Regions from separate parts of the Homo sapiens genome. Here region 2 is linked to region 1. A link is an interaction called in ENCODE POLR2A ChIA-PET data of the cell type or tissue named here. Cell type or tissue: Panc1. All regions are shown on one strand. Each heading gives the region's core, and the rest is flanking DNA. Links, peaks and the distances in the headings are about the cores only.

Evidence for each region. ChIA-PET counts read pairs that join two places held together with the same protein. Peaks named below come from ENCODE experiments on the same cell type or tissue, not always from the same donor. Only the 100,000 strongest peaks of a DNase experiment are listed, where the experiment ranks them.
Region 2: POLR2A ChIA-PET joins it to region 1 with 9 read pairs; 2 of 35 experiments call an interaction of 5 or more read pairs at or near these places.

Annotation. Positions count from the first base shown.
Region 1 is chr4:41,321,796-41,327,506 of GRCh38, forward strand. No RefSeq gene overlaps it. Among named protein-coding and RNA genes, the nearest start is that of UCHL1, 68 kb to the left of the region's middle. In Panc1, for the core only: no CTCF peak of the experiment used is centred there; no DNase peak of the experiment used is centred there.
Region 2 is chr4:41,422,506-41,428,216 of GRCh38, forward strand. It overlaps a transcript of LIMCH1 not described here. Among named protein-coding and RNA genes, the nearest start is that of LIMCH1, 110 kb to the right of the region's middle. In Panc1, for the core only: no CTCF peak of the experiment used is centred there; a DNase peak (open chromatin) is centred at 2,504.

The sequences.
Region 1 (5,711 bases), core at 232-5,231:
GAAACAGCCAGGTCTCATCTTGAATGCTTTGCTACTTAGAAATTTCTTCTGCCAGATACCCTAAATCATCTCTCTCAAGTTCAAAGTTCCACAGATCTCTAGGGCAGGGACAAAATGCTGTGTCTCTTTCCTAAAGCATAGCAAGAGTGACCTTTACTCCAGTTTCCTATAAGTTCCTCATCTCCATCTGAGAGCACCTCAGCCTGGACTTCATTGTCCATATCACTATGAGTGTTTTGGTTACAACCATTCAACAAATCTCTAGGAAGTTCTAAATCTTCCATCATCTTCCTGTCTTCTTCTGAGCCCTCTAAACTGTTCCAGCCTCTGCCCATTACCCAGTTCCAAAGTTGCTTCCACATTTTCAGGTATCTTTTTAGCAATACTCCACTCTTGGTACCAATTTTCTGTAATAGTCCATTCTCACACTGCTATAAAGAACTACCTGAGCCTGGGTAATTTATGAAGAAAAGAGGTTTAATTGACTCACAGTTCCACATGCTTCATAGGAAGCATGACTGGGAGGCCTCAGGAAACTTATAATCATGGCAGAAGGTGAAGGGGAAGCAAACATCTTCTTCACATGGTGGCAAGAGAGAGAGAAGGGGGAAGTGCCACACAGTTTTAAACCATTGGATCTCATGAGAACTCACTCACTATCAAGAGAAGAGCAAGGAGGAAATCTGCCCCCATGATTCAATCACCTCCCACCAGGTCCCTCCCTCAACACTGGAGATTACAATTCAACATGAGATTTGGGAGAAGACATAGAGCCAAACCATATCACATAATTATTCATAACGGGTGGGAAAGGATGTTGCTAGTAAGTATATTATAGGTGGTCTTTTGGGTATTCTCAGTAGCTGTACGTGCTTGTTCATGTATCACATGTCTCATTAGCATCTTCAATCTCCATCCAGGGGTGTGTTTTTTACTATTATAATGAGCAAAGGGTCAATCTGAGGACAAGTAAAATTAAAATGCGCATGCTTTCTACAGGGGAAAGTCCCTGAAGATAGTTCTGCTTGGATGGGCTTGATCACAATGTGAGTACTGGGGTTTGTTACGTTGCTGGTGCAGTTGCTGTGTCCCACATAACAGACATGGTAACTGACATTGTTACCAGCTCATGTGTTGACGGTGCAGTTTTCATGTCCCAAGGACATGGTTATTTCCTTTACTATCTATCCTGACTCAATAATACTGTTACTAAACTTTGGCAGCTTGTATTTTTTTCTCTGAAATTATATTTTTAAGAGTTATCCAAGTTGACACAAGGAGCCATAGTTCATTCATTTAACTGTAAGAACAGCCCTTCTTGAACCTTAATTGGCACATGAATCACTACAGGATCTTGTTCAAGTACAGATTCTGATTTGGTATGTCTGAAGTTCTCAACTGAAGCCAACACTGCTGGTTGGGCATCACATTTTTGGAGGCAAGGCTGCATAGAATTCCCTTGAATGCATGTGGGACAATTTATTCATTTATTCCCCTGTTGATGAACTCTTAGCTTGTTTTAAGTTTATTTTTACCATTACGTAACATTACAAGTATTACAGTGAGCATTCTTTTGCATATCTCTTGGCATCCTTATGCAAGAGTTCTCCAGAGTATATACCTAGAAATGCAGTGGCTGGGTCATAGGATCTACCACTGTTCAATTTTACTAAGTACTGCTAACTTGCTCTCCAAAGTGGTGGTTTCCACTGATTGCTGTATAAGAAATTTGGAAAAATTCCTTTTGTTCCATATGCTTACTGCACATGGTACTTTCAGCAGTGAGTGTGTCTTTTCATATATTTGTTGAACATTTGATTTCTTTAGTCTTTTTTCTAAGTTTATGTGGTGGATACTAATCTTAGTGTGTACCTCAAAAATACGATTTTCTTCACTTTGCCAAAATTTAACTGAGGGTTAACTTGATTAAGCCCACCAAACTTAACCTGCCCTGCTTGCTTTTAATCACTTACTTCTAGTTGATCTAAAAACTCCCACTAGCAAGTCATAAAGCCAAATAATACAGAACTAAACTCCTACTAGCTTCCTTATAGATAACATCTCTGACTGTGGGTCACCATAGTAACAGTTGCTTAAGGTTGTTTTTCAGGAGCTAAGGGGCAGCTCTTGTCCAGTTCAAGCTGGTTAAGACCATCAACCATTCAACTGGGCCTGGGAGAATTCTTGAGAGGAGACATTTTGACATTAGAGGGCCAAAAATTCTACCCGCAGATCATGCTAACACTGCCATTTTCAGAACATGTGTTCTATGAAGAGCCATGAAGCTAGACTATGCGTGCACAGATTGTGGATTAACTCACTTTTCCTTATCCCTAATTACCTTTCCCCTCGCCTCAGACCACCTTGCTCCTCTGTCCCATAAACATCCCTCTGGATCTCCCACCTCCTTCCTTGGCTGCCTTGTGAGTAAACTGTTTCTTTTGCAAAACCCATCATCACAGTGATTGACTTGCTGAGTGTGGGCAGAATAAACCTAGTCTGATATCAAAAACACAACTGAGGCTGGGTGTGGTGGCTGATGCCTGTAATCCCAGCACACTGGGAGGCCGAGGTGGGTGGATCACGAGGTCAAGAGTTCGAGACCAGCCTGACCAACATGGTGAAACCCTGTCTCTACTAAAAACACAAAAATTAGCTGAGTGTGGTGGCGTGCGCCTGCAGTCCCAGCTACTCGGGAGGCTGAAGTAGGAGAATCGCTTGAACCTGGGAGGCGGAAGTTGCAGTGAGTCGAGATTGTGCCACTGCACTCCAGCCTGGGCAACAGAGCGAGACTCCGTCTCAAAAAAAAACAAACAAGAAACACAACTGAATTTTGAACCTGTATTTTTCTAGACTGGTAGAAAATTAATCTTAATCATTATGGGCTTCCCTTACCACCTCTTTCCCCGAGATTAAATCTAAATTCTGGGAGGTTTATGTAGATCCAAGGTGTTTGAGTGTAGGTCCCAGGGCCTCCATCTCTGCACATTGCCATTGATGTGTCCTTCAATCCTGCTATCAACCTAAAGCATAATCGCCTGATAAGTTCTTCCTGCCCACCGCAAAGACAAAGTTAATTCACTGAAACCAGGGCACTGCAGTAGAGAAAGAGCTTAATTGACATGAGGCCGGCCTGTGTGGGAGAACTGGAGTTATCACTCAAATCTGTCTCCCTGATGACTTGGAGGTTAGGGTTTTTATGGACAATCTTGTGGGCAGGAGGCTAGGGATGATTGGTTTAGGATGAAATCATAGGATGTGGAAAACTGGCCTCATGTGCTGTGTCTACCTCTGGGTGGGGCCACAGGATTAGTTGAGTCGTGAGTTCCGAGTCCGGGTGGGGGTCAGTCTGAAAAACGTCTCAAAGAAACCAATCCTTAGGTTCTATAATAGTGACGTTATTTATCTGTAAGGGCAATTGGGAAAGTCACAAGTCTTGTGACCTCTGGCCATATGACCCCTGAGCAGCAAGGAATTATAGAAACTATGCCTACATTTGAGCCAAGTTCAGGCCCCCCTATCCTAATCTTGTGGCCTTTCTTTAGTTTTAAAAAGGTGGTTTTTGGTCCCTGAGCAAGGAGGGGGTTAGTTTTAGGGAGGTACTATTATTCTTACTTTCAAGTTAAACTATAAACTATATTCCTCTTAAAGTTAGCCTGGCCTATAGCCAGCAATGATCAAAGACAGCTTGGAGGTCAGAAGCAAGATGGAGTCAAGGTCAGATTTCTCTTACTGTCATAATTTTGCAAAAGCAGTTTCAAAAGGAAGAAGCTGAGGCAAAATTAATATAAGTATAGTTAATTTGGGCCAAGCTTAAGAGTTGCAACCAAGGAGCACCGATTCAAGTTGCTCTGAATAGACACTCTGATTGGCAGCAGTTACAAGTGGATTTTTAAAGGGAAAGAAGAAGCAGTTGTTGAGTTGTTTACCAAGAAGTTACATTAGAATTATGCAAGCTATTGGTTATCCATTGTTCTTTGTCTCACAAATTCCAGGAACATGAGGATAATGGGCAAGGCAGGTAGTTGGGGACAAAATGACTTTAAATAGTTGCCCCCAGGTATGGGATATGTGGAGGGGGCATTTTGTGGGGAATGATTGAAGTTTCATACTCATGTCTCTCTGGGCCTGCATACCTCCATATAGCTCAGACAGCTCTGAGCTATTTTTCTTTTCTCATTGCCAATCTGGCCCTTTTGTGTTAGCTTAGAGTGCACTCAAACATCTGCTCTTCTTGCCATGCTGGGATGAGGAAATGTCTGCAAGACTCTAAAGACCCAGGAGCCTAGATGTCCTATGCAGCAATTTCCTCCCTGAGCTTTGTCAGTCTACTTAATAAGGAAAGCATGTTGCCCATCTAACAACCTCCTTGGGACCCCCAAACAGCTGCCTTCTTATCTCTTCTCTCTGATCTCTTGTTCTCTTCTCAGCCCTGGAAGGAATTTTTCTTTGTATTGAAGATTAGGGTGGAGTGGAATGAGGGAAGTCCTCTCTCTCTAATTCCTTTTTCCTTTTTTTTTTTTTTACATTTATTCTGCCAGTCTTCACTGGTTTCCTAAGGCTTTTAGAAATGAAAGTCAGAAACACTCTTTTTTTCTTCTTTCAGCCAGTCACATCCTTCTCCTGAGGCAATGGGAAAAGAAAGACCTAAGTGCTTGAATGGGGGAGAGGAGGGTAGGGCAGACTGTGACAATGTGAAATGGTGCAGCAAATGTGGAAAATGGTTTGGGAATTTCTCAAAACATTAAGCATAGAGTTGCCATATGACCCAGCAATTCTACTCCAATAGAAATAAAAATATATGTCCACACAAAAACAAGTGTTCATAGCAGCATTATTCATTGTAGCCCAAAGTGAAAATAACCCAAATGTCCATCAACTAATGAATGGATAAAATGCTTTATATTCATATAATGAAATATTATTTGGTGATAAAAATTAATGAAGTGCTGGTACATGAGACAATATTGGATGAACCTTGAAGGCATTATGGGAAGTGAAAGAAGCCTGACATGTAAGACCTTATATTGTATAACTTTGTATATATGAATGTCCAGAATAGACAAATTCATAGAGACATAAAATAGTGGTTGCTAGGGCTTGGGGGAGGAATGGGAGTGACTGCTACTGGGTAGGAGGTTTCCTTTTAGGTGATGAATATTCTAAAATTGATGGTGGGGATGGTTGCGCAACTTTGTGAATATACTAAAACCAATGAGTTGTATATTTTAAATTGGTGGATTGTATCACATATGACTTATATCCTAATAAAGCTGCTAAAAAAATGAATTGAAAAAATATTGGTTACTTCCTCCCCCCAAACTATTATTCAACTACATGCACATCTTATATATTGCAGATATTTTTATTTTATTTTTAATTATTTTAAATTTATTTATTTATTTTTTGAGATGGAGTCTTATTCTGTCACCAGGTTAAAGTACAGTGAGTGGTGCCATCTCAGCTCATTGCAACCCTCGCCTCCAGAGCTCAAGCAGTTCTCTCACTTCAGCCTCCTGAGTAGTTGTGACTACAGGCACGTGCGCTGTGCACTGTTAATTTTTTTTAATTTTTGGTAGAAATGGGGTTTTGCCGTGTTGTCCAGGCTGGTTTCAAACTCCTGAGCTCAAGTGATCCATTCACCCTGGCCTCCCAAAGTGCTGGGATTACAGGTGTGAGCCACTGTGCCTGGCCCAGATATTTCAAAAAAT
Region 2 (5,711 bases), core at 284-5,283, 100 kb after region 1:
TTTTAAATATGCTTTAAAGGTTAATATTAATTTTTTTAAAAGAAAAAATTTACTTCAGCCTCAATTTAGTAAAAATGTAGACATTACTTGATACCTTTTTCCTTCTTCAGATATAGAAAGCAGCTTCAAAGGTAGTGCAAGAAAATGGTATATAATCAATTTGGGACTAAAAAGCTGTTTAGCTTGTGTGGCCAGATTGTGGTTTTCCTGTGTGGCTCTAGCAGATACGGACATTTCTTTTTTCTTTCTTTCCTTTTTTATTTTTTCTTTGATAAAGGGTCTTGCTCTGTCACCCAGGCTGCAGGGCAGTGACACAATCATGGCTCACTGCCGCCTTGACCTCCTGGACTCAAGTAATCCTCCTGCTTCAGCCTCCTGAGGAGCTGGGATTGCAGGTGTGTGCCACCACACCCAGCTAATGTTTTCAATTTTCTGTAGAGATGGGGTTTCGCTATGTTGCTTAGGCTGGTCTTGATCTCCTGGGTTCAAGTGATCCTCCGCCTTGGCCTCCCAAAGTGCTGGAATTACAAGTGTGAGCCACCGTACCCAGCCTGGGGATTTAAAATGGAGTTCTGTTACCCAGCAGCAGCCACAATGAAATCAATGAATGCCCTTCTGAGGGGACTACTGTGAAGGCTAACATTCATGGGGTGCTTGATAAACATCAGCGTCAGACACCCTCCGTATGATATGGAGAAGTAAAGAAAGCCGCAAACTTATGTTCTGGCTTGAAGCTATAACTTTTCTTTCCAAGTAATCTTTTCAGGGAAAGCCTTTTGGCTTTGACTACAGCTATCCACAAATGGAAAGATTTGAATTTCATGAAGTCTGGGAAAGAGTTTTGGGTGGTATGCACACCAACATGATCAAGAGGCTGTTAAAATGAATTTTGCAAATGAGCAAAAAGTAATTTGCATTAAATACAAATATGTTGTCTTGGGGTTAAAAAAAAAAAAGGAATCCTGCAGAGCTCTGAGACTGCTAGCAGATGGATTTGAGAGTGGAAATGGGAGGGGAGGTGAGAAGCTATGGTGGTGGTCTATTGGGAGAGGCAAAGAAATGGGTCAGTTGTGGGCTTGTTTTGATACAAGCAAACAGGTCTCAAGCTCCTGCCTTCTCCAAGCCTATAGCCTGGGGGAGAGTGAGGGTGGGACCAAAAGTCCTCTAAGCAGATACATTCTATATGTTCAAAATACATCAAAATATTCTGGTGTCTGTGATTATCCCAATCTGGGAGAATTCTTGGGTGAGGGCTGAGAATTGAGAAGTTAAATTTTCGGTGAAAGTGCTATAAAGGTGTGGAGTTTGGGGGAAAGTAAGTGTTTAATATGGGAAAGATTGGAGTGGCTTGGTGGAGAGAAGGGAAAGGTGGGTTGGGGATAACTGTGAAGTAGCATAGGGCATCTCAGTGGTGTTTCAGGCTGCCAGGGCCAGTCAATGAGTTACTCTTTGCCCATGAGTGATGTTCTGAGCATCAGAATAACAAGGATAGGATACTGGCATACCATCATTAGTGTGATTCCCTCCTTCCTGCCTTTTCTTTCTCTCATTTTGATATGATTGACTCAGACTTTTTAATTAAACTTTTTATTTTCTTTTTACCATGCGTACTAGCCTTATACATGTGACGTAGGGCTCCCTCTTTCCCTCTCTCCCTCCCTCCTTCTCTCCCTCTCTCTTTCTCTCCCTGTGAACATGGAACTCTGCTAATGATTCAAGCAGTGATCATGATTCTGTCTTCTGATCTTGTTTTATATATACAGCAAAAGTAAATTGAGACCGTTTGGAAATAAACACATTAGTACATAGCCCAGCACCAAGCATATAGTGAGTGTTAGAAGTCAGTGGAATGAAACCACCTGAATTACAGTTAAAAGCTGTTTTCACAGATTCTTATTGGCTGCTTAAAGTAATCTTACCATGGATTCTTACAAACCCGTGGACCCTTATCTGAAACTCTTGGGGCCAAACGCCTTTCATATATCAGAATTTTCCAGATTTAAAAAAGTTTATACAGTGCAGATAGCATGTATTATGTAACTTCTTCAGTAGCAGCACCCATATCCAAACATATCATTTTTTTTTGTTTTGTAATGAAACTTATGAATGTTCACATTGAATAAATAAAGACAATGCAGCTGCAAGTCAGTTCAGGTCAGGTTTTGTCACTAATTGAGTTTTCACCAAGCTTGCATACTTTTGGGTTTCAGAACTTGGGGTTTTGGAATTGTAGACCATAGTGGCTTTTTGGAACTATTTCCTGCTTATGTTGCTGTTAGCTGTTGCCCAGTCTGCCTTAAAAATATTGGATTCCCCTGGGCCAGACAGCAGCTATTGGTATCATTCATCTTCTGTTTCCTGCAGGAAACCTGTACTTCTTTTAGGCTCTGCAGCAAAGAGAAAATCAGAAGGAAAATCGTCTTTGGTCTTCCTTCTGGGTGTCTGTTTTAGATCCTGATTAGCCTTGTCTCTCAATTGTAAAAATATTCCTCTCGGCCACCAGATTCCTCAGTCACTTCCCTGGTCCATCTCCTCCTTTATCAGTGCTTGAAGAGTGTGACATCGTTCATTGCTTTTAACAACCTGGGGTTTGGCCTGATACAAATTGGTTCTTAAACTAAGAAGGGCATATCTGTTTTCCTTCTGAACGTTTAAAAAGATTTTAAACATGGAACAGATGTAAAAAGTAATTTGCTTGTTTTAATACAGAGAGAGAATGACTTCTAATGGCTTCATGTCTGGGAAGGGTCTTGATCCCATGAACTGATCCTGTCTCATCTATTTCTTCCTTAATCCTCTTCTCTTGGTCTTGGTTTCCACCCTTGCTTTTCAGTATTCTCAGGCAGTTTTTCTTTTTTAAAGACGGAGTCTCACTCTGTTGCCCAGGCTGGAATGCAGTGGCATGATCTCTGCCCACTGCAACCCCCGCCTCCCGGGTTCAAGCGATTCTCCCACCTCAGCCTCCCAGGTAGCTGAGACTACAGGTGTGCACCACCACACCTGGCTAATTTTTGTATTTTCAGTAGAGACAGGGTTTCGCCATGTTGGCCAGGCTGGTCTCGAACTCCTGACCTCGGGTTATCTGCTGGCCTCAGCCTCCCTAAGTTCTGGGATTACAGGTGTGAGCCACCACACCCACCTGGCCTGGGTGGTCTCTTTCTTACCACCCCATCTCTTTTCTTTTGCCTGCTGCCTCTGCTACCTGCTTCTTTTTAATCAATTGTGTTCACTTTTAGTTGTTTACAATCAGTTGCCAATCTCTGAAAACAGTTTCCTGACAAACACATTTCTTCCCTCTTCCTGTTGGAGGCTTTTCTGTTTGGGATTCTGCCCACATATGCAGACACTTAAACTTCTAGTTTCATGGCTGTCTTAGAGGACTTGGGTTGCTGGGCAGCTGAGAGTTGGATGTCTGAGGTGCTGCTGTTTTAAGGAACATTTATATGCATGTGAGTGGTTTTGATTTGAAACTAAGGATGCTAACTATGAAATCTGAGAGAGTGAAAAGATTCTTTTTTTTTTTTTTTTTTTTTTGAGACGGAGTCTCGCTCTGTCGCCCAGGCTGGAGTGCAGTGGCGGGATCTCGGCTCACTGCAAGTTCCGCCTCCCGGGTTCACGCCATTCTCCTGCCTCAGCCTCCCAAGTAGCTGGGACTACAGGCGCCCGCCACTACGCCCGGCTAATTTTTTGTATTTTTAGTAGAGACGGGGTTTCACCGTTTTAGCCGGGATGGTCTCGATCTCCTGACCTCGTGATCCGCCCGCCTCGGCCTCCCAAAGTGCTGGGATTACAGGCGTGAGCCACTGCGCCCGGCCCGTGAAAAGATTCTTGTAAGATTCCAGGTGATTCTTAGTTCTTTTCATGGTCTGTATATGAGAAGTGTTTTTCTACATCTTTCTTTATGATAGTAATAGATGTTTGTAACAGTATAGACATTTCACAGGAGACTTTAGTTAAATTTAGGAATCATGACTTTATCCTGGCAATTTTACTTTAGAAATATTATATGCTTAGAGTAATTCAGATAACTCAGTCCTTTGAAGGTTCTCTACATATTACTGCCTTTCATATTTGAAGATAGATTTGGAAATGATTGTCCTCTGGGTGTAAAGAGTCCAATATATACTGCTGTTGTTTCCACACAGCATTGTCATTTCCTACCAGGGACTCTCCCTTTTAAACTTAAGAGTTGGCACGGAAACATTATTGCTCAAAAGAGCCACCCATTCCCGAGTGTGTTTGACAGGTCTTTGTAAACAAACTTCTTCAGCCTTGCTGAAATTAGTGGAAAAATCTAGGCTCTCATGTTTACAGTTGACGTGGGTTTTCCTTTCACCTAAAATAACCATTACAAGTAAGATACTAAGTAAAAAACATACTCATTTCTACTTGGTATATGAAAATAATATATGTTTGATGTATTCAGTGAAATTCCAGTTAACTCATAACTCTTTGAGGCCATGGATGGAGAGGTGGCATTATTAGTCTCTACCTCCAGTGCCTCACACAATTCCTGGGCACAGAAAGAGACATACAATTCATGTTGGGTCAATCAAAGAATGATTGATCATTGGCACCTCCTGATTCTATTTGGTGGTCAGAGAAAGTGGCAGGACTTAAGTTATTTTACATATAAACATTTCTTGCAAAATTTGGAGAGGATGTTTTGATGGCTTGAGATCTTTTAATTTCTTTGAGTTACTTTCATTGTCCTTCCCACCCCTTCCCTCTCTCCACTCTGAACTGCATAGGGCCTGCCTGCAGTGAACTACTCACTTCTTCTGACTCCAAGGAAGGCCATATCATGTGTTTTAAGTACCCCATAAAATTTATCTTCAAAGTAAAGCTTCCTTTGCCAAGCTCACAAATGATGGATTTTTGTTTTCCTTCGGCCTGAGGGTCAAAAGAATGGGCACTTTTGTATGTACAGTCTTCGGGGCCATTTCCTCCCTCCTATCCTACTGCCCTCTCCCTGTCTTAGGCAAGAAATCACTTGGTTCCGAGCAGTGACCTCCGCTGGGCCAGACAGTTCTGAAAGCCTTTGTGTGTTCATTTCCTTAAAGAAGTGGAAGGTAACATGTTTGAAAGCCGGACAGCTGTGGCCTGTTCCAAAACATCAATGTTGATTGTTTGTTTTTCTGGATTTTAACAAAGGAGCTTTTGCCAGGAGACCTTTGCACTCTTGCTTATTCAAACCCCAAATTACAAAAATACATAACAAAAATAAAACAGAAGCCAGACTTAAGGTTATCTTACCAAAACAGGACGTCTTCCTTCTTTAGATTGTACAAACACATGAGTTCCCTAGTTAAATTCAATCAATCATTCCTGACGGATTCAGCTAAAGTTTTGCTTTAACTCATACCACATTGTCTAGTCCTTAGAGCTTAGTTCTATTTCCTCACCTTGTTTACCTACAAAATGGTGCATCTATTTGGAAAAAAAAAAAAAAAGAAGAAGAATTTACTGGTTCCTTTTTACCTCTGTGTATTCAGCAATAAAAAAAAAATTCTCTGAAATGTGTGCTGGAGAATAATAAGCAGTTTTCCTTGGGTGGTCTTAACAGCTTAACAGATTGCTCTGAAATTGAAATCCTCAAAGATGATCTGTTCAAAGGAGGGGTGTCGACTTTCTCATCTTTTGGAGAGAGAGAGGGATGCAGCATTAGCTAGAGACAGTATGAGGTCGTGGTAAAGAACATGAACTCTGAG